Regions from separate parts of the Homo sapiens genome. Here region 2 is linked to region 1. Evidence: read pairs that join two places in POLR2A ChIA-PET (ENCODE). Cell type or tissue: CD4-positive, alpha-beta T cell. All regions are shown on one strand. Links, peaks and the distances in the headings refer to the core of each region. The heading gives the core; the rest is flanking DNA. Region 1 holds the start of CARMIL2 (capping protein regulator and myosin 1 linker 2). Region 2 overlaps LOC124903703 (a long non-coding RNA gene).

Region 1 (9,871 bases), core at 1-8,000:
TGGGAAGGTGGGCCTGGGGCCGCAAGGAGGCGGCTTCCAGCAGCCTCCCCCGGCCCCGACAGGTCCCCCTTACGTGCGGGAGAAGACGTTCCTCGAAGCGTCGAGGTGGGTAAGGCTGGTGCAGCAGCCTCGGGATACCGCTGCGAAGAGCTGCGGGGGGAGGCTGTTGGCTACACCCGCGGGGGGACCGAGCCCTCCCCGTCCCGCCCTCCAGTCCGCCCTGCCGGTCATCCATCCCCCCACGGAGCACCCCCTCACAGTGTCCAGGGCAGTGTCGGTGCCTGCGAGATTCAGGAACGACAGTACGTTAGGACGGCTCAGGAAGCTATAGAGGCCCTGGAGGGAGGACAGGGGTGCGATGGAGTGGGGGATCGCCTACCCAGGGCTTATGAGCAACCCCAAGCTCCCACCCTGAAGACAGCCACTCACCCCACTGTCCTCGGAGGCCCCCAGCGCCCCAGGATTCCCAGAAAGGTCCAGGTGGGTCAGGGTGGAGTCGAAGGCGGCATTGGTGGCCAGTGCCCGGCCCAGAGCCCTCATTCCTGGTGGTGGGTCGGGGTCACTCAGCAGTTGGACAGACCCCCACCCCCCTCCCCTCACCCCCTCCCTCATCCAGCCTACCTCGCGGTGTCAACCCTGTCTGGGCCAGGCTGAGTCTCCTCAGGGCTCCTGGACAACGCTCGAGGTGTCTGCTGAGTGCAGTCATGCCTTGGGGGGTGGGAACAGCCACGTGGGTCTCACCTCCTCCTGCTGCCCACCCCTGCGGTCCCCAGGCTCAGTCATACCTCGGTCATCCAGCAGGTTCCCCGCGAGGCTGAGCTCCCGCAGCCCAGAGCTTGAGTGTCCCGCCAGCGCCTGGGCCAGTCGTCGGACAAAGTCTCTGGGGACCAGACCCCAGGCATGAGATTCTGCCCCTGGTTTGCCAACCCCTCCCAGGCCACTAGCCCCCAGTCCCAAGCCTCCAGACTCTCCTCTCCAAGCCCTGCCCTGTCCCCCTCACCCCCTCAGGCTGCAGGTCTCCAGCACCAGCTCCTCCAGGTGTGATGACTGACTCATCATGTGCAGAATCTGTTCTGAGACCTCAAGGCTCTGAGAAGCAGAGGGCGGCGGCTCACGGGCTGCACCCTGGCCCTCAGCGGGCTGCACCCTGGCCCACACCCTTGGCCCCTCCCTGCCCTTACCCCGAACCCCCTCACCAGCTTCATGTCCACACAGGAGAGGCACCGGAACCACAGGTTGTAGGACAGGGCAGCCACACTCAAGGCCAGGTCCCTGGTGGGAGGGTGGGAACAGAGGCAGAGCTCAGGGCCCTCCAGCCAGGTCCCAGGCCCAGCAGCCCCTCCATGGAGAAACTGAGGCCCAGGGATATGGGCCCCGGGATCTTCCTCCTCTCCCATCCTGGCAGGCCACACACCGACTGCCGAGGTGGCTGAAGTCTCCCAGGCTGAAATGGCGGCAGCCCTGGCGATGGTAAATGGTGTCCACGTCCTGGGTGAGAAGGAGATGCTTACAGTTCGCCTGGGGCCACAAGGGGCAGGGAGGGGCTCAGCACACATGGGGGACCAGATGTCTCCAGAGCCCTTCAAAAGGGCCCTACCCTCACCCACTGAATCTCCTCTCGGAAAGGGAAGCCATTGTAGTCACACAGAGCCTCGTATGTCTCCAAGAAGCCACCTGGGGAGGGGATAGGGGTGCGATGTGGAAAAGGAGAGAGACAAAACATCAGCGATGGAGGAAGACCAGACCCACAGACTAGGTGGTGGCTGGGACCTGAATGGCTCTGTTCAGTTTGGGGCCCCCCCAGCTTGCGGGTCTGGGGAGGCAGAGGTGGGGCAGGCTGGAAGGCCTGTGGCTCTGCCTTCACCCTTACCACAGGGGCTGCAGGGGTCAGTGGACTCCGAGGGGCTGCTTCTCTCCAGCCGAGCCAGCATGGAGGCTGGTGTGGGCCTCCGGAATAGCTTCCTGGTAGGGGGTTAAGGAGAAGGGGGCAAAGGACTTCCAGCCTCTGGGATGGGAAGCAGCCCTTCTCATGCACTCCCTCCTCCCCTGCCAGCCCCTCGAATTTGCCAGGCCTCACCCAAGGGTCGAGCGAGGGAAGACCTTCTTGATGGCTGCAGCCACGTGCTGGGCCAGCTGTTCCAGGGCGGCCACACCAGGAAACTCCAGGACCAGCTCACGCAGGGACTCCAGCTCAAAGGTGACCTAGGGAAGGGGCACTACTAGGCCTCGGCTCCACACATGGGCGCAGGTGATGGTGGTAGCATGAAGACCAGGCTGCAGGCCCAGGTAGGGTACTAGGTGTCTCACCTGAGGGGGTGTCTCCTGCAGCGCCATGGCCTGGACCTCCAGGTAGCTGAACGTGCAGTCCACCTAGAAAGGGCCTAGATCAGCTGGGACCAAGCCCCCAGCCCCGCCCTCATGGAAGTCCAGTCCTTTGGGCAGCCTGGGGCAGAGCCAGATCTGCCTGGACTCCCCTCCTGTCGGCTGCCCAGAGCCCAGTGCTGGTGCAAAGTCAGGGCCCACAAGGCCAAGAAGGACCACTCTGCAGATGCAGCCCCCTGCCAAGGTAGCTGCTGGCGGGCGGGGGTGTGGCCAGGCCCTGGGACTCACCCTCAGCGGGAGGCAGGTGGTGTGCAGCAGGTAGGCTCTCCATCGTAGCAGTGCCTGGGGAAAGACAGTCTGATATCCTGGGCAGAGCAAGAGGCTCTTTCTGTGGGGCCACAGCCGCCTCCCCGGCTCTGTCCCCTGCCCCATACCAGGACATGGTTTTGCACAGCACCCTCCCCGGGTAGCCAGGTTTTCAGCAGCAGCTCCACCTCTTTGGGCCACAGGAACCTGGTGATCTCGCCTGTGGAAGGGCAGCCTGCTGGGTGACTTCAGTCCTTGCACAGAAGCCACTGGTGCCCACAGTCTGTGCCAGGCTGGGGCCCTGGGGCTTATCTGCGGCCAGCGAGGAAGGAGGGGAGAGGATCTGGGGCGCCTGCCCTCCTGGGGAGCAGGGAGGACCTCTGACCAGGCCCTCTGGGGCGCTGGGTGGGCCTCTGATTTTGGGGCTGCACTACTTCCTCCCGGCCAAGAAGGCAGGAAGGGCCAGCGCTTACCTCGGAGCTCACAGGAGATGCCGTCGGGGGTCTGGGCCATGGGCCGGGCGGGCCGGGGAGGCCCAACGAGCTCCGGCGGGAAACAGCAGAGGACGAGCGCGCACACAGGAAGCCTGGGGCCCAGACCCGCACGGCAGCCACCTGCTCCTCCGGCGGCGGAAGGTGCGCGCCGCTTCCTGCCAGGCCGCCCCCGGCCCGGCCCCTCCCCGCCCCGGCCTCGCGGCTCGAGAGCTTGCCCGGGAGCGGGGTTGTGGGAGGGGGGCCGAGTCCCACCTGCCCGCCCGCCCCGTCGCCCAGGAGCTTCTCCGCCAGGGTAGACGTCGGGGTGGGCAGTGGCGTGGCCGGGAGGGTCGCGGGTGTGGCGGGCCTCCAGCGGGTCCTTGCCCCCGGCTTCCACCCCGCCCCGCAGTCCCTGCCGCGAACACCAGGGGACGCTGCCTGCCTGGGGATCCCCGCGGCCCACCGGGGCTGGTCCCCTCCAAAGCCCAGGCTGCGGAGGTGGACGAGGCGCCTGGCAGAAGGGGGACTGTTCAGCAAGGAGCGCCCGAATTCTGCCAACACCGGAGGTCCTGCCCGTTGCTCCGAACCTGGAGTCCGTGACCCTGTTAGGGATCCAAGAGATTTTGAATGGGTGGGAAAAAATGTCAGATGGGGCCAGGCGCGGTGGCTCACGCCTGTAATCCCAGCACTTTGGAAGGCCGAGGAAGGAGGAACGCTTGAGCCAAAGAGTTCGAGACCAAGCTGGGCAACATAGGGAGACCCTGTCTCTGCAAAATAATTTACAAAATTAGACGGCGTGATGGCGTGTGTCTGTAATCCTAGCTACTTGGGAGGCTGAGGTGGGAGGATCACTTGAGCTTGGGAGGCAGAGTTTGCAGTGAGCGGAGATCGCACCACTGTACTCCAGCCTGGGTGACAAAGCCAGGTCCTGTCTAAAAAAAAAAAAAAAAAACAGCCTGATGGGTCCAGACGCCCTTCCTTGCCGCAGAGGTGGGGTCAGGGCCGAAGGTGAGGGTGTACCCGGAGCCTTCGGGGGGAAGCCTGGGGCTAAGGTGAGCCCTGAACCCCAAGCACTTCATAGAGGGCCGGAGTGAGTCGTCCAGGTACATGAGGGTCTTCTTGTGTCTGCCTTCTCCCCAGGCTGGAGAGAGTTTGGGAGGGGGCAGCCAGAGAGAGAGAAATAAGCCAGTGTCTCCAGGGCTGAGAGGGGTCAGACAGTCATAGGGTGGGGCCTGGTAGCCTGTTGCCCTCTCAAAGACCAGGACCTAGATTCTGGAAAGTTCACAGGAAGAGACTGCATTTTTTTTCTTCTATTACAATCTAAACTCCACTTAAGCGGTAAGGAACAGCAGTCTACCCTGCCCATAGCTCAGCAAGGTGGAGGTGAAATGACAGCTAAGGGTGACAAGGAGGAGTCAGCTGCAGAAGATGCAGCACAGAGAGTTCCTGCTGCCTCCCCGATTGAAGAGACATACTTGGTTTGTTTGTTGGTTTTGAGATAGAGTCTTGCTCTGTGGTCCAGGCTGGAGTGCAGTGGCACAATCTTGGCTCACTGCAGCCTCCGCCTCCCAGGTTCCAGCAATTCTCCTGCCTCAGTCTCCCGAGTAGCTGGGATTACAGGTGCCCACCACCATGCCTGGGCTAATTATTATTATTATTATTATCATTATTATTATTATTATTTTAGACAGAGCTTCGCTCTTGTTGCCCAGGCTGGAGTGCAGTAGGGCGATCTTGGTTCACTGCAGCCTCCGCCTCCCAGGTTCCAGCAATTCTCCTGCCTCAGTCTCCCGAGTAGCTGGGATTACAGGTGCCCACCACCATGCCTGGGCTAATTATTATTATTATTATTATCATTATTATTATTATTATTTTAGACAGAGCTTCGCTCTTGTTGCCCAGGCTGGAGTGCAGTAGGGCGATCTTGGTTCACTGCAACCTCTGCCTCCTGGGTTCAAGCAATTCTTCTGCCTCAGCCTCCCAAGTAGCTGGGATTACAGGCATGTGCCACCACACCCAGGGAATTTTTATGTTTTTAGTAGAGACGGGGTTTCACCATGTTTGTCAGGCTGGTCTCCAACTCCTGACCTCAGGTGATCTGCCCACCTCGGCCTCCCAAAGTGCTGGGATTACAGGCGTGAGACACCATGCCTGGCCACGAAGAGACATAATTTGGATTAAGATCTAAGGCTCTAAGACCACACAGAACCCTCAAACTGCTTGTAGGGTGACAATTCAGTAGGTCTCACACAGTACTGCCAAGGAACCAAGAATGCAGGTTCTGGCCAGGTGTAGTGGCTCATGCCTATAATCCCAGCATTTTGGGAGGCCGAGGTGGATCGCCTGAGCTCAGGAGTTCGAGACCAACCTGGCCAACATGGTGAAACCTTGTCTCTACTAAAATACAAAAAGTTAGCCAAGCGTGGTGGTGGGCACCTGTAGTCCCAGCTACTGGGGAGGCTGAGGCATGAGCATTGCTTGAGCCCAGGAGGCAGAGGTTGCAGTGAACCAAGATCTCACCACTGTACTCCAGCCTGGGCGACAGAGCAAGACTCCGTCTCAAAAAAAAAAAAAAGCAGGTTCTGCAGGCACACTGCCTAGATTTTGACACTGAACACATTGCTTAGCCTTTCTGGTCTTCCAGTTTTGTTTGTAAGCCGGAGCTATTAACTAACCTCAAGCCTTGCTCAAAGGATTCAATGTTTATTAAGGGAAGTGCCCGCAACAGTGCCTGGCACTCAGATAACACTCACATTTGCCAAGTCTACCATGACAACCCAGGGATTCCAAAACAGAATGGCAGAAAATCCACCTCACTGGGATTTTTCTGTTTAGAATGACAAGGAGGAGAGAGAAATGAGAGTGACTGCCAAAAGGGCTGGAGCCATGCCCAGGTGGAGGGCCTCTGGAGGCTGCAGCGATGCCAGTGGGGCCAGTCCCTGTGTGTGTGAGCACATGGGGGCAGGCAGGGACAACTAAGAGATCTGGACAGGCTTGCAGGGCTAGCCACGTGGCTGATGGTGGTCAGGGAGGTAGTAACACAGCAAACCTGATCTCAGAGACCAAGTGAACACATGGGACTCGGTTCTTACAAGTGACAGTGACTCAGTGAGAAGCTGTCAGCTTGTTCAAGCCCGTCTGTGTTCTGGATGGCATGCCACTCCATGGGCATTCAGGAAATGTCAAAGCTCCCGAGAGCATCAGCCTCGCCTGCTCTGGGTAGCACAGGCTGAGGGCGAGACTTGCCTCCCAGGTGGGCCGGGCTATGCCCCCTTGGTGCTGCCATAAGGCTCACCACAGATGATTTTCAAAGACCAGGTCCTGACAAGTCAGAGAAGGGTTCAGGTACTTGCTGAGCTGGGCAGCAATAGGGTGATGCCAGCCTAGGGGTGAAAGGGGCAAAGGTTCTTTACTTCTGTGGCTTAACACTGAGGGAGCTGCATGCAGGTTCAGGAACTTCCCTGTCAACAGAAGCAGTAACACAACTGGCTTCTGCTGCTGAATGTTTTATAATTAAGGGACAGACAGGATGCATCCTGGGCTATGCAGCAGGAGGATCCCTTTTCAGCCTTAACTCCATCAGGATGTCAATTCTCTTGCCCCCTCTCCAGCTAAAACAAATCCACTTTTAAACTTTTTTTTTTTGAGACGGAGTCTCGCTGTCACCCAGGCTGGAGTGCAGTGGCGCAATCTTGGCTCACTGCAACCTCCGCCTCCCGGGTTCAAGCAATTCTCCTGCCTCAGCCTCCCAAGTAGCTGGGAGGCTACTTTTAAACTTTTAAACTTTCTAACAGAGGGCCGGGCATGGTGGTGCACGCCTGTAATCCCAGCACTTTGGGTGGCCGAGGCGGGCGGATCATGAGGTCAGGAGATTGAGACCATCCTGGCCAACATGGTGAAACTCCGTCTCTATTAAAATACAATTAGCCAGGTGTGGTGGTGCGTGCCTGTATTCCCAGCTACTGGGGAGGCTGAGGCAGGAGAATTGCTTGAAACTGGGAGGCAGAGGTTGCAGTGAGCCGAGATCACGCCACTGCACTCCAGCCTGGCAACAGACCGAGACTCCATCTCAAAACAAACAAACAAGCAAACAAACAAACAAAAACCTTTCAAACAGAATGTATACAATCAGGAATGACAGGCTGTGTTGAATGAAGATACAGAAAAACTGAGCCTCATTGTTCTGCAAAGAGGTTATATATGCTTAGGTGGCTGGGAATGGTGGTTCATGCCTATAATCCAGCACTTTTGGAGGCTGAGGCAGGAAGATCACTTCAGTCCAGGAGTTTGAGACTAGCCTGGGCAACATAGCAAGATCCTATCTCTAAAAAAAAAAAAAAAAAAAAAAACCCTAAAAAAACAAAAAAAACAAAAATGAGCCAGGTGTGATGGCATGGCCCATAGTCCCAGCTATCCAGGAGGCTGAGGTAGGAGGATTGCTTGAGCCTAGTTCAAGGTCACAGTGAGCTGATTGTGCCACCACATCCCAGCCTAGGTGACAGAGTGAGACCCTGTCTCAAAAAAAACTTGGAATTAAAAAAAAGTTGGGGCCGGGTGTGGTGGCTCATGCCTGTAATCCTAGAACTTTGGGAGGCCGAGGCGGGCAGATCACCTGAGGTCAGGAGTTCCAGACCAGCCTGGTCAACATGGTGAAACCCCATCTCTACTAAAAATACAAAAATTAGCAAGGTGTGGTGGTGGGTGCCTGTAATCCCAGCTTCTCAGGAGGCTGAGGCAGGAGAATCCCTTGAACCCGAGGTGGAGGTTGAAGTGATCCAAGATTGTGCCACTGCACTCCAGCTTGGGTGACAGAGCGAGACTCCGTCTCAAAAAAAAAAAAGAAAAAAAGAAAAAAAGTTTTGGCTGGCTGGTAGGGGGTACCCTGGCGGGTAAACCCGTGGATGGGATAGAGAACTCAAGCTCCAACAGCCTGAGACCACTAACTTTCAGACCAACGAGTTAACTGCCTGGCTGAGTCCCGAGGCCCCAGGAGGCCCTGGGTCGTTTTCCTGGGAGACCCATCTGTGTGGACAGCACTAGCCAGCTAAAAGCTTCACACATTTTGCTCTGTTACTTCTAATTGACAACTCCTAAGTTGGAATTTAGGTTAAAAAACTCAAGTGGTTTAAGCTTTCACCTCAAGTGGGTTTGCCAAAGCAATCTGCCTAGGAATGGCAGCAGCAGCAAGATAATTTTCCACTCACGCCTAAGATTCCAAACACGACACAACTCCCTTTCCAACCACCTTCCTGAAGTGCTACCAGGCAGCTCTATTATCTAAGACGGTCTCTTCACTACTCGGTGGTTGTGCATCTGTCTCTCCTTTCAAATGAACTTCTCTAGGGCAGACTGGGCCCAGCTCCTCTCTGTTCCCTCACACCTGGCAGAGCTCCAGGTACATCTGATCCTAGGCCTCCTTGAGCTGAGAGCCTGAGTAGACCAGCTTCCCCTCAGCCCCTTTCACTCTAAGCAGCTCTACGCCCCATCTACTCTGTGCATGGGGCACTTACTCCTCAAGTGGATCATGGAAGCTGGCTGCTGTCCATCTACTCACCTGTCTACTTAGACACACATTTTGGGGAGTTAAGAAGTTACAGCAGGGGCCGGGTGTGGTGGCTCACGCCTGTAATCCCAGCACTTTGGGAGGCCTAGGCAGGCGGATTACAAGGTCAGGAGATCGAGACCATCCTGGCTAACACAGTGAAACCCAGTCTCTACTAAAAATACAAAAAATTGGCCAGGCATGGTGGCAGGCGCCTGTAGTCCCAGCTACTCGGGAGGTTGAGGCAGGAGAATGGCGTGAACCTGGGAGGTGGAGGTTGCAGTGAGCTGAGATTGCGCCACTGCACTCCAGCCTGGGCAACAGAGCGAGACTCCATCTCAAACAAAACAAAACAAAACAAAACAAAACAAAAAAACAGTTACAGCAGGATGCGCTCAATATCCAGTCACCCGCCAAGATCATATCGTCCCATCTGCTAGAGAAAGTACCATCCCAGGGAACAGAGGTTGCCTGTGAAAGGCAGCAGCCTGCACAGCCTGGAACCATGTATGCAGCCCCCCAGCCTCCCTCAAGCAGGCAGGAATCACGCAAGATGGAGTCTTTGGAGCACTTGTTAATCCGTTATGATTTATTAGCTGTACAGCAGTAGATCCTCCTCCCCAGCTTTCAACCCCATTACATATTTTATTACAGGTCTCATGTTGGCGTCCTAAAATAATGAAAAATATCACACAGTACAGCTAAGTACAAAATGCATCAACCTAGAGTCTGATAGCTAACTGATGGCTCTCTTAAAAGCAATACACAGAAGAAAAAAGTGTTTGAAATCAGTAAGACTGAGGCTCTCTAAAAAACACATTTTTAAACATGTGACAGTTCATGTGCAAGAATCACTTTTTAGTTGGTTTTGCTTCACATTATTTTATTTTTTGAAGATCCAAGGTTTAAATTACTGACCTAGTGAAATTTTCTGGCCCAGCTTATAAGGGCTGCTGTGAACCACTCATAATCACCCTTCTGCCTTAACAGAAGATTTATAAAACACAACAATCAGCTACAAACAGGGCAAAGAAAATGTCGATGGGAAATCATAACTGAAAGTTAATTATACAAGGTTCAAATGCTGGCTCCGTGGGCTGGAAATCATGATCTGCCACGTGCATGTCCGTCACTGGTGGGCAGTGGTCTGGGTGCCATTCTGCTACATGATTGTGATCCAATTCCTTGTCAACATTTACACACTACAGAGTCTGTGGTAACTTAATTT
Region 2 (10,036 bases), core at 1-8,000, 89 kb after region 1:
CTCAGCCCAAATAGTTCCTGGTATACTTAAGAACTTATGTACTAGAAACAACAAAGCTGACATGCACATAGGGAGACCTTGTTTATACAAAAAATTTAAAAATTAGCTGAGTGTGGTGGCGTATGACTGTAGTCCCAGCTACTTGGGAGGCTGAGGTGGGAAGATCGCTTGAGCCCAGGAGGTCGAGACTACAGGGAGCCATGTGTGTGCCACTGTACTCCAGCCTGGGTGATGAAGCAAGACCCTGTCTCAAAAAAATAAAAAATAGGCCAGGCACAGTGGCTCATGCCTGTAATCCCAGCACTTTGGGAGGCCAAGGTAGGTGGATTACTTGAGCCCAGGAGTTTGAGACTAGCCTGGGTAACATGGCAAAAGCCCATCTCTACAAAAAATTAGCTGAACATGGTGGTGTGTACCTGTAGTCCCAGATACTTGGGAGGCTGAGGCAGGAGCATCACTTGAGCCCAGGAGGTTGAAGCTGCAGTGAACCCCGATTGCACCACTACATTCCAGCCTGAGTGACAGAGCAAGACATTGTCTCAAAAATAAAAAAAAAATTAAAAGCTGACTTGCATTTAAACTTTAGATTTTCTTTCTAGTAACATTAATAAGCTAATTAGTTCACTTTCTCAAGATTTTACTTCAAATCACCTTCCTTTTTTTTTGTTTTTTGTTTTCTTTTTGTGGAGATGAGGTCTCACTGTGTTGCCCAGGCTGGTCTCAGGCTCCAGCAATTCTCCTGTCTTGGCCTTCCAAAGTGCTGGGATGTAAGCCACCACACCTGTCCCCATCTTCTTTAAGAGTAGACTACAGGAACACCTTCTAAAGCTTTTATGTAGGCAAATATGAAGCAGTGGATTTATTTTTTTATTTTATTTTATTTTTAGATGTAATCTCACTCTGTCGCCCAGGCTGGAATGCAGTGGCTCGATCTCAGCTCGCTGCAACTTCTGCTTCCTGGGTTCAAGCAATTCTCCTGCCTCAGCCTCCCGAGTAGCTGGGACTACAGGTGTGCACTACCACTCCTGGCTAATTTTTTGTATTTTTAGTGGAGACGGGGTTTTGCCATGTTGGCCAGGCTGGTCTTGAACTCCTGATCTCAGGAGATCCGCCCACCTCAGCCTCCCAAAGTCTTGGGATTACAGATGTAAGCCACCACACCCAGCCTGAGGCAGTGGATTTAGAGGGAAAAAAGCCTCAATTATATTTATGATTATATTTACAACTATATATTAATTATATTTATAACTCTATGATCTCTGAGGCATCAAAAGCCAGGAATGGGGTCCAAGTGGCCTTGAAGCCTGCTTTCTGAAGACAAGGACCCTATGTACTGCTCTCACATAGGGCTGAGAAAATGCGAAGGATCACTAAGGAAGGAAGAAAAGAAAATATTTTCTGGCTGGGCGTAGTGGCTCACACCTGTAATCCCAGCACTGTGGGAGGCCGAGGCAGGCGGATTACCTGAGGTCAGGAGTTTGAGATCAGCCTGGCCAACATGGTGAAACCTCATCTCTACTGAAAATATAAAAATTAGCCAGGCGTGGTGGCACACCTGTAATCCCAGCTACTCGGGAGGCTGAGGCAGGAGAATTGCTTGAACCTGGGAGGTGGAGGTTGCAGTGAGCCGAGATTGCGCCACTGCACACCAGCCTGGGCGACAGAGCGAGACTTCATCTCAAAAATAAATAAACAAACAAAATATTTTCTTGTCTTTATGGTAAATCTTGATGTGTCCTACTTTATGGAGTCAGCTCCAAAGATGAAGGAACAGAAGGCCAAACAAAAGGAATAGAATGTTTGAGGCTGGAAAGAAACAAGCTGAGGGAAAATATGATGACAGGCTGTGAAACAGTTGAGGTGATAAAAATAAGGCTAGGCTGGGCACGGTGGCTCATGCCTGTAATCCCAGCACTTTCAGAGGCCGAGGTGGGCGGATCACTAGGTCAAGAGATTGAGACCATCCTGGCCAACATGGTGAAATCCCGTCTCTACTGAAAATACAGAAATTAGCTGGGTGTGGTGGCGTGTGCCTGTAATCCCAGCTACTCAGGAGGCTGAGGCAGGAGAATCGCTTGAACCTGGGAGGCGGAGGTTGCAGTGAGCAGAGATCGCACCACTCCACTCCAGCCTGGCGACAGAGTGAGACTCTGTCTCAAAAAAAAAAAAAAAAAAGATCTGGCCTTGAGCCTCACGTACAGGACCAGAAACCCAATGTGGTTTGTACCCTAAGAGCAGATTCCTTCCTCGGGGATTTGTCAGGCTCACAGGCGCTTGCTAGATAAGCAGAGTGCTGTTAACAACGGGCAAGTGGACCAGTGTCCTCGTGCTGGCAAAAGGCATATTGATCCCCTATAGGAGAGCATTCGGGGAAGCCAAATTACTAGAAATATTTGATGAGCAGTTAATTAGATTAACTAGTGTTAGTTATGTAACTTAAATGTTTAATGTCACCCTCTCTGGATGCTAGAATTAGATTGTTCGGGATTCAAGTCTAGTCTTGGTTTTTTATTAGCCGTGTGGTCTCTGTTGAATTCGTAACAACTCAACTATAGATTTCTCTTCTATAAAATGGGATGATAGGTTGGGCGTGGTGGCTCATGCCTGTAATCACAGCACTTTGGGAGGCCAAGGCAGGTGGATCACCTATGGTCAGGAGTTCAAGACCAAAAATACAAAAATTAGCCAGGTACGATAGTGGGTGCCTGTAATCCCAGCTACTCAGGAGGCTGAGGCGGGAGAACTGCTTGAATCTGGAAGGCAGGGGTTGCAGTGAGCCGAGATCGCGCCACTGCACTCCAGCCTGGGTGACAGAGGAGACTCTGTCTCAAAAAAATAAATAAATAAAATGGGATGATCATTGTGCTTGATACAGCCATAAGGATTAGACAAGAAATAAAGCAGCTTTTTTTTTTTTTTTTTTTTTTGAGACAGGGTCGCATTGTCCACTGTTGCCCAGGCTGGGGTGTGGAGTGCAGTGGCGAACTCTGCTCACTGCAACCTTTGCCTCAGCATTCTGAGTTGCTGGGACTATAGGCGAGTGCCAACACACCTGGCTAAGGTTTTTTGTTTTTTGTAGAGATGGGGGTCTTACTATGTTGCCCAGGCTGGTCTCGAACTCCTGGTGTGAAGCAATCCTCCTACCTCAGCCTCCCAAAGTGCTGGGATTACAGGCATGAGCCACTGCACCCAGCCAGAAATCATTATCCTATGATTCTCAGGAGAACAGTTGTATTTCCAAGATCTTCCTTGGCTCCTATTGTTACCCCTGTAAAGCTTGCAATAATTATGATCATTTACATGTTTTTTAAAAACTCTTTAATCAAGATAATCAACAAACGAAGGGGAGACATATTGATTTTCTAAGACATAATGAGCAGGGAATCTTCCTGCCCTCCTTGGGGTAAGGCCTAAAGTTACATGTGAACACTCTGGTTTTCTCTATACCTGTTGAGAACATGTGTGAGACATGATGCAGCTCATCAAGTAATTATTGAATACTTGGTGTGTGTAGCTTCCTGTTCTAGGCACTGGAGATTCAAAGATGACTCACGATGTGTTTCCTGCCCTTGGACTCAAAATTTAACTAGTAAAACTGGTTAAAACAAACACACAAAAAATTAATGCAATAACTGTTATAGTGGAAAGAAATGAGCTCACAGCTAAAGGAGTAAATCACTCCAGGAGTATCTCATTTCAGCTGGGTCTAAAGGATTAGCAAAGCATTAACAAGTGACACGAAGACATGTAAGGTGAAGAGCCATGATCAAAGGCATAAAAGTCTACAAGAGTATTTGGGGGACAGCGAGTCATCTTACACCATTGGATGAGGGTGTAGAGTAGTGATGCTAAACCTTTAAAGACATTTGGAAAGCTTTCATTGTCTGCCAACATCAACTGCCAAGCCTAACCACTTCTAACATTTAAATTTTTTTTTTCCCCAAGATGGAGTCTTGCTCTGTTGCCCAGCCTGGAGTGCAGTGGTGCAATCTTGGCTCATTGCAACCTCTGCCTCCCAGGTTTAAGCAATTCTCCTGCCTGAACCTCCCAAATTGCTGGGATTACAGACACGCACCACCATGCCCAGCTAATTTTTGTATTTTTAGTAGAGATGGGTTTCACCATGTTGGCCAGGCTGGTCTCAATCTCCTGACCTCACGATCTGCCTGCCTCGGCCTCCCAAAGTGCTGGGATTACAGGCATGAGCCACCAAGCCCGGCCTATTCTAACATTTTAAAGACTCATCCTTCCATATCATCTCCTGCCTAGACTGTAGGAGTTTTTTTCCTTATTAATGTCTGCTTTCTTCAGACCCCTGTGAAAGCCTTATTTATTTATTTATTTATTTATTTATTTATTTATTTATTTATTTATTTTGAGACGGAGTTTTGCTCTTGTTGCCCAGGCTGGAGTACAATGGCATGATTTTGGCTCACCACAACCTCCACCTCCCGGGTTCAAGCAATTCTCCCGCCTCAGCCTCCCAAGTAGCTGGGATTACAGGCATGCGCCACCATGCCCGGCTAATTTTGTATTTTTAGTAGAGACGGGGTTTCTCCATGTTAGTCAGGCTGATCTGGAATTCCCAACCTCATGTGATCTGCCCACCTCAGCCTCCCAAAGAGCTGGGATTACAGTCGTGAGCCACCACGCCGGCCTATTTATTTATTTATTTATTTTGAGGTGGAGTCTCGCTGTGTCGCTCAGGCTGGAGTGCAGTGGCGAGATCTCGACTCACTGCAGCTTCCGCCTCCCAGATTCAAGCAATTCTCCTGCCTCAGCCTCCTGAGTAGCTGGGACTACAGGTATGTGCCACCATGCCCAGCTAATGTTTTTGTATTTTTAGTAGAGATGGGGTTTCACCCTGTTAGCCAGGATGGTCTCGATCTCCTGACCTTGTGATCTGCCCGCCTCAGCCTCCCAAAGTGCTGGGGTTACCCCGGCCAGCCATATTTATTTTTTACCTCTCAGCTCAAATGACTGCTCTTAAAGGTATAAAGGACTGTTGCTAAACCTATATCCAATGTTTTAGAAGTTGATTTTGTTTTCTGTGCTGTTACTTACTTTTCCAAACATGCATGGATCACCCTTTATAATCCATCTCTATATTTTTCATTTTGCAAAACACCTTCATGTCTGCCTTTTCAAGTGATGCTCACAGCTCTATTTGATCAGCCAGGCAGTTTTGTCCTAAATTCAGAAATGAAGTGACTTGCTCAGGGTTGTCCGGCAACTTGTTGGCAAAATCAGAATGAGTACAGTAGTCTCCCCCTTGTTCACAGCTTCACTTTCTGCTATTTTCTGCTATTGGTTACACATGGTCAACTGCAGTCTGAAAATACTAAATGGAAACTTCCAGAAATCATGTTTCGAATTGCACACCATTCTGAGTAGAGTGGTGAAATCTCACAACATCCTGCTGCATACTGCCTGGAATGTGACTCGTTCCATTGTCCAGCATACCCATGCTGTATATACTACCCACCTATTAGCCACTTAGTAGCCATCTCAGTTATCAGATTGATAACACATACTATATATAGGATTCAGGACTATCCTTGATTTCAGACATCCACCAGAGAGCTTGGAACATATCCCCCATAAAAAATGGGGGACTGTAGGCTTGGTGTGATGGCAATCACGGCCTATAATCCCAGCACTTTGGGAGGCTAAGGTGGGTGGATCACGAGGTCAGGAGTTCGAGACCAGCCTGACCAACATGGTGAAACCCCGTCTCTACTAAAAATACAAAAATTAGCTGGTTGTGGTGGTGTGTGCCTGTCATCCCATCTACTCAGCAGGCTGAGGCAGGGGAATCACTTGAACCTGGGAGGTAGAGGTTGCAGTGAGCCAAGATTGCACCACTGCACTCCAGCCTGGGCGACAGAGCGAGACTCTGTCTCAGGAAAAAAAAAAAAAAAAAAGATGGGATCTCACTCTGTCACCCAGGCTGAAGTGCAATGGCGTAATCATAGCTCACTGCAGCCTTTAACTCCTGGGCTCAAGCAATCCTCCTGAGTCGCTAGGACTACAGGCACATGCCACCATGTCTGGCTAATTAAAAAAAAAAGAATTATTTATAGAGACAGGGTCTCACTATGTTGCCCAGGCTGGGAAGGGCTTTAATTGTGGAAACTTCAGGCTCTCAGGCAGACAGCAGAGGTATTTAGGTGATGACTTATTAATCTACAAGTATGTCCTGAATAACTGCTTAGGACCCAGGTCTATGTTCAAGGTTAGGTACTACCAGAGATAGATAGAGGATGTCCCTAGCCCTCGAGTGCCTTCTATTTCGTTTTATATTAGTGTGGAAATATCAGACTAAACCTTGAGTATTAGAAGGTAAAAGTCAAGGATGAAAAGGGAAGTGTAAAGGTATAGGCTACAGGTGTGGAAGGAATGGAGCGGAGCAGTCACTGGACATCACAGTAGTCATATGAAACCGCATGCTAAAGCGAGCATGACTTTCAAGCCTCTGCTTCTAGCCTTTACCCACTCTGGCCCAGGCTACTCTTGCTTCTTTTTTTTTTTTTTTTTTGAGATGGGGTCTCACTCTGTTGCCCAGGCTATCAGGCAGTGGTGCAGTCACAGCTCACGCAGCCCTAACCTCCCAGGCTCAAGTTATCCTCCTGCTTCAGCCTCCTCAGTAGCTGATGCTACAGGTGCACACCACCGTGCCCAGCTAATTTTTGTATTTTTTGTAGAGATGGGGTTTTGCCATGTTGCCTAGGCTGGTCTCAAACTCCTGAGCTCAAGCAATCCACCTGCTTCAGCCTCCCAAAGTGCTGGGATTATAAGCGTGAGCCACCAGGCCCAGACTCTTGCTTCTTCTAATGTAACTGCAGGCTCCTCCCTGCTTCCGGCCTCCTCCCTCTCACAGCTGCCAGAGTGACCTTCCCAAAGCACACACGTGATCACAAAACCCCCCTGCTTCAAGCCCACTGGTGGCTCCCCGGTACCCTGGGATAAATTCCAAACTCAGCCACTCCACAAGGCCTCCCATGCTCACCAAGCCCCTGCTCACCCCCTCAGCCTCATCTCTAACTGCCCCCTCTGGCCCCTGGGGATTCAGCTTGCTTGCTTCCTCCACCAGTCTGACCTCAGTCCTCCCTCCCTCTGTTGTCCCCTCCTCAGGCTTCTGTTCCATTCCTTAATTGGGATCCTGGTGGTGAAAGTGCATTCTAAAGCGCTATGCCCCATGGGGGGGACTAGGGAGAGTGTTTGAGTTTCCAGGCTTCTTCCACACTGAACATATGGTACTTTCACACTCAAAGTGCTTTTCAGGTTGCTTTTGACATAAGACAAGGCCATCAGTTGGGGAGGTGTATGTAAGGGAAACCAGAGCTAGAGACAGGTTTTAGAGGTATTCATCAGAAGATATTTCTGGACCACTTACTGTGTATCTGGCCTTGGGTGCTGGGCATAGCAAAGGCAGATGCAGCCTGAACAAATAGAGAATTGGCTGGCCCTACGCCAGATTTGCTGAATTGGAATCTCCAGGGAAGTTCTCAGGTGAATCTTAGAACTGGGTAAGTTGGAAAGCCCTAACCTGATTTCATTTGTAAGACATATCCAGGATAGGCAAATCTGTAGAGACAGAAAGTAGATTAGTGGTTGCCTGGGGGTAGGGTGGAGAATATGGAAGCGCAGGGATGACAGCTAAGGGGTGCAGGGTTTCTTTTTGGGTTGATGAAAATGTTCTAAAATTGTGGTGATGGCTGTGCAACTCTGAATATACTAAAAGCCATTGAATTGTACACTTTAAGTATTTATTTATTTTTTTGAGATGGAGTCTCACTCTTCACCTAGGTTGGAGTGCAGTGGCATGATCTAACTCACCGCAACCTCCACCTCCCGGGTTCAAGAGATTCTTCTGCCTCAGCCTCCCAAGTAGCTGGGATTAGAAGCATCCACTACCATGCCCAGCTAATTTTTGTATTTTTTAAGTAGAGACAACATGGGGTTTCACCATGTTGGCCAGGCTGGTCTGGAACTCCTGACCTCAGGTAGTCCACCTGCCTTGGCCTCCAAAAGTGCTGGGATTATAGGCATGAGCCACTGCGCCTGGCCAAATTGTACACTTTAAATGGTTGAATTGCATGGTAGGTGCGCTAAATCTCAAAAAGAGCTGTTTAAAAAAAATAAAAAGGCTGGGTGTGATGCCTCATACCTGTGATCCCAGCACTTTAGAAGGCCAAGGTGGGAGGATCACTTGAGGCCAGCCTGGGCGACATAGTGAGACCACCTCTTTAGCAGGGCATAGTGGTGTGTGCCTATAGTCCCAGCTACTTGGTAGGCTGAGGTAGGAGGATCCCTTGAGCCCAGGAGTTCAAGGTTACGGTGAGCTATGATCATACCACTGCACTCCAGCCAGGACAACAGAGCAAGACCCTGTCCCAAAAACAAAACAAAACACTTGGACCAAGTTCTAGAGGGAAGGCACCCACCTCAGACCTGGGTGGTTACCCAGTAAAATTGTCAGCATATATTATGAATGTATGTTCCAGAGGGTACAAAGTAAATAAGCAATTGCAGGCCAGGTGCGGTGGCTCACGCCTGTCATCCCGCACTTTGGGCGGCCAGGGTGGGTGGATCACCTGAGGTAAGGAGTTTGAGACCAGCCTGACCAACATGGAGAAACGCCGTCTCTACTAAAAATACAAAATTAGCCGGGTGTGGTGGCACATGCCTGTAATCCCAGCTACTCGGGAGGCTGAGGCAGGACAATCGCTTGAACCCAGGAGGCAGAGGTTGTGGTGAGCTGAGATCACGCCATTGCACTCCAGCCTGGGCAACAAGAGTGAAACTCTATCTCAAAAAATAAATAAATAAATAAAATAAGCAATTGCAATGAAGTGTGATTAGTCTTATAGAAGGGAAAGCGCAGGCTCCTGTGACAAGAGCAGGTGGGCATGCAGCTTGCTAAAGAAATATATGGGCCAGGTGCCGTGGCTCACACCTGTAATCCCAGCAGTTTGGGAGGCTGAGGCGGGTGGGTCACTTGGGGTTAGGAGTTAGAGACCAGCCTGGCCAACAAGGTGAAACCTCGTCTCTACTAAAAATACAAAAATTAGCTGGTTGTGGTGGCGGGCATCTGTAATCCCAGCAACTCCAGAGGCTGAGGCACAAGAATTGCTTGAACCCGGGAGGCAGAAGTTACAGTGAGCCGAGATTGCGCCACTGCACTCAGCCTGGGCAGCAGCGCAAGACTCCATATCAAAAAAATATATATTTAGGGCATTTAATTGGGAGGATTCTGATGGCTGGGATGTGGGTACAGAGGAAAGAGTAAGGATGAGGCTCTGTTATATGGCTTGGGTACCTGGGAAATTGGTAACCCCTAGAGCTGTTGGAGGAGAAACAAGTTTTGAGAAGATGTTGAGTCTGATTTTGAGCATGTTGAGTTTGAAATGCCCCAGATGTTCAAAAGGAAGTGTCCAGTGAGCAGCTGGATGTGGGGGTCTGGAAGCAAGGTAAGAACCATGTGAATGATTGGCATGCAGCCTCAGCATGTGGATGGAAGCCAGCAGAATGGGGAGGTCATCTAGGGGTATGTTTTGAGAGAGAGGAAAGGGCCTAGAATGGAACCCTGTGGGGCGATTTTTATTTTTTAAGTAGAGACAACATGGGGTTTCACCATGTTAAGACATGCCTGAGGAGGAGGAGAAGGTTGTAAGGAAATTAAGAGGAGACAGTTAGAAACCTAGGTGTTGCGTATAGCAATTCAGCTGCTCTCAGTCAGCATTCACTGAGTGTCCATATGCCCTGGGTGTATCTGGAGACAAGTGAGACTTGACCCTTGACATTAAACTCAGAGTAGTGGCCATCACCCAATTGCCGTCAACCTTCTGAAACAAGAGACCCCTTTCTCGCAGGCCAATGTCAGTCCTATTTTCTAAATGATAGATTGTGCTTCATTAGCAGTTTATATGAGGCACTGGAGTCCTTCCCAAGCTTACCCTCCTGTATCACCCAGGCCCAGAAAAGCCAGGCCTTGCAGCCAAGCCAAGAGCCTTCTGTCCATGGGAGATGGATG

Evidence for each region. Peaks named below come from ENCODE experiments on the same cell type or tissue, not always from the same donor. Only the 100,000 strongest peaks of a DNase experiment are listed, where the experiment ranks them.
Region 2: POLR2A ChIA-PET joins it to region 1 with 13 read pairs; 26 of 35 experiments call an interaction of 5 or more read pairs at or near these places.

Annotation. Positions count from the first base shown.
Region 1 is chr16:67,638,517-67,648,387 of GRCh38, reverse strand. CARMIL2 (capping protein regulator and myosin 1 linker 2) reads right to left here and starts at 3,244. Exons shown (of 38, transcript NM_001013838.3): 1 at 3,102-3,244; 2 at 2,757-2,848; 3 at 2,611-2,664; 4 at 2,308-2,370; 5 at 2,078-2,202; 6 at 1,871-1,962; 7 at 1,604-1,674; 8 at 1,415-1,488; 9 at 1,197-1,272; 10 at 1,001-1,089; 11 at 786-880; 12 at 622-708; 13 at 430-542; 14 at 74-336. The coding sequence starts at 3,141. It overlaps CTCF (CCCTC-binding factor), which reads right to left. Exons shown (of 12, transcript NM_006565.4): 12 at 9,211-9,871. RefSeq lists a silencer at 3,161-3,550. In CD4-positive, alpha-beta T cell, for the core only: a CTCF peak has its summit at 3,527 (motif pointing right); DNase peaks (open chromatin) are centred at 2,217, 2,777, 3,257 and 3,527; H3K4me3 peaks cover 1,685 bases; H3K27ac peaks cover 2,446 bases.
Region 2 is chr16:67,549,594-67,559,629 of GRCh38, reverse strand. All of the region lies in intron 1 of LOC124903703 (a long non-coding RNA gene), which reads left to right. Among named protein-coding and RNA genes, the nearest start is that of CTCF-DT, 7.7 kb to the left of the region's middle. RefSeq lists enhancers at 6,433-6,932, 6,933-7,434. In CD4-positive, alpha-beta T cell, for the core only: no CTCF peak of the experiment used is centred there; DNase peaks (open chromatin) are centred at 3,519 and 3,839; H3K27ac peaks cover 1,824 bases.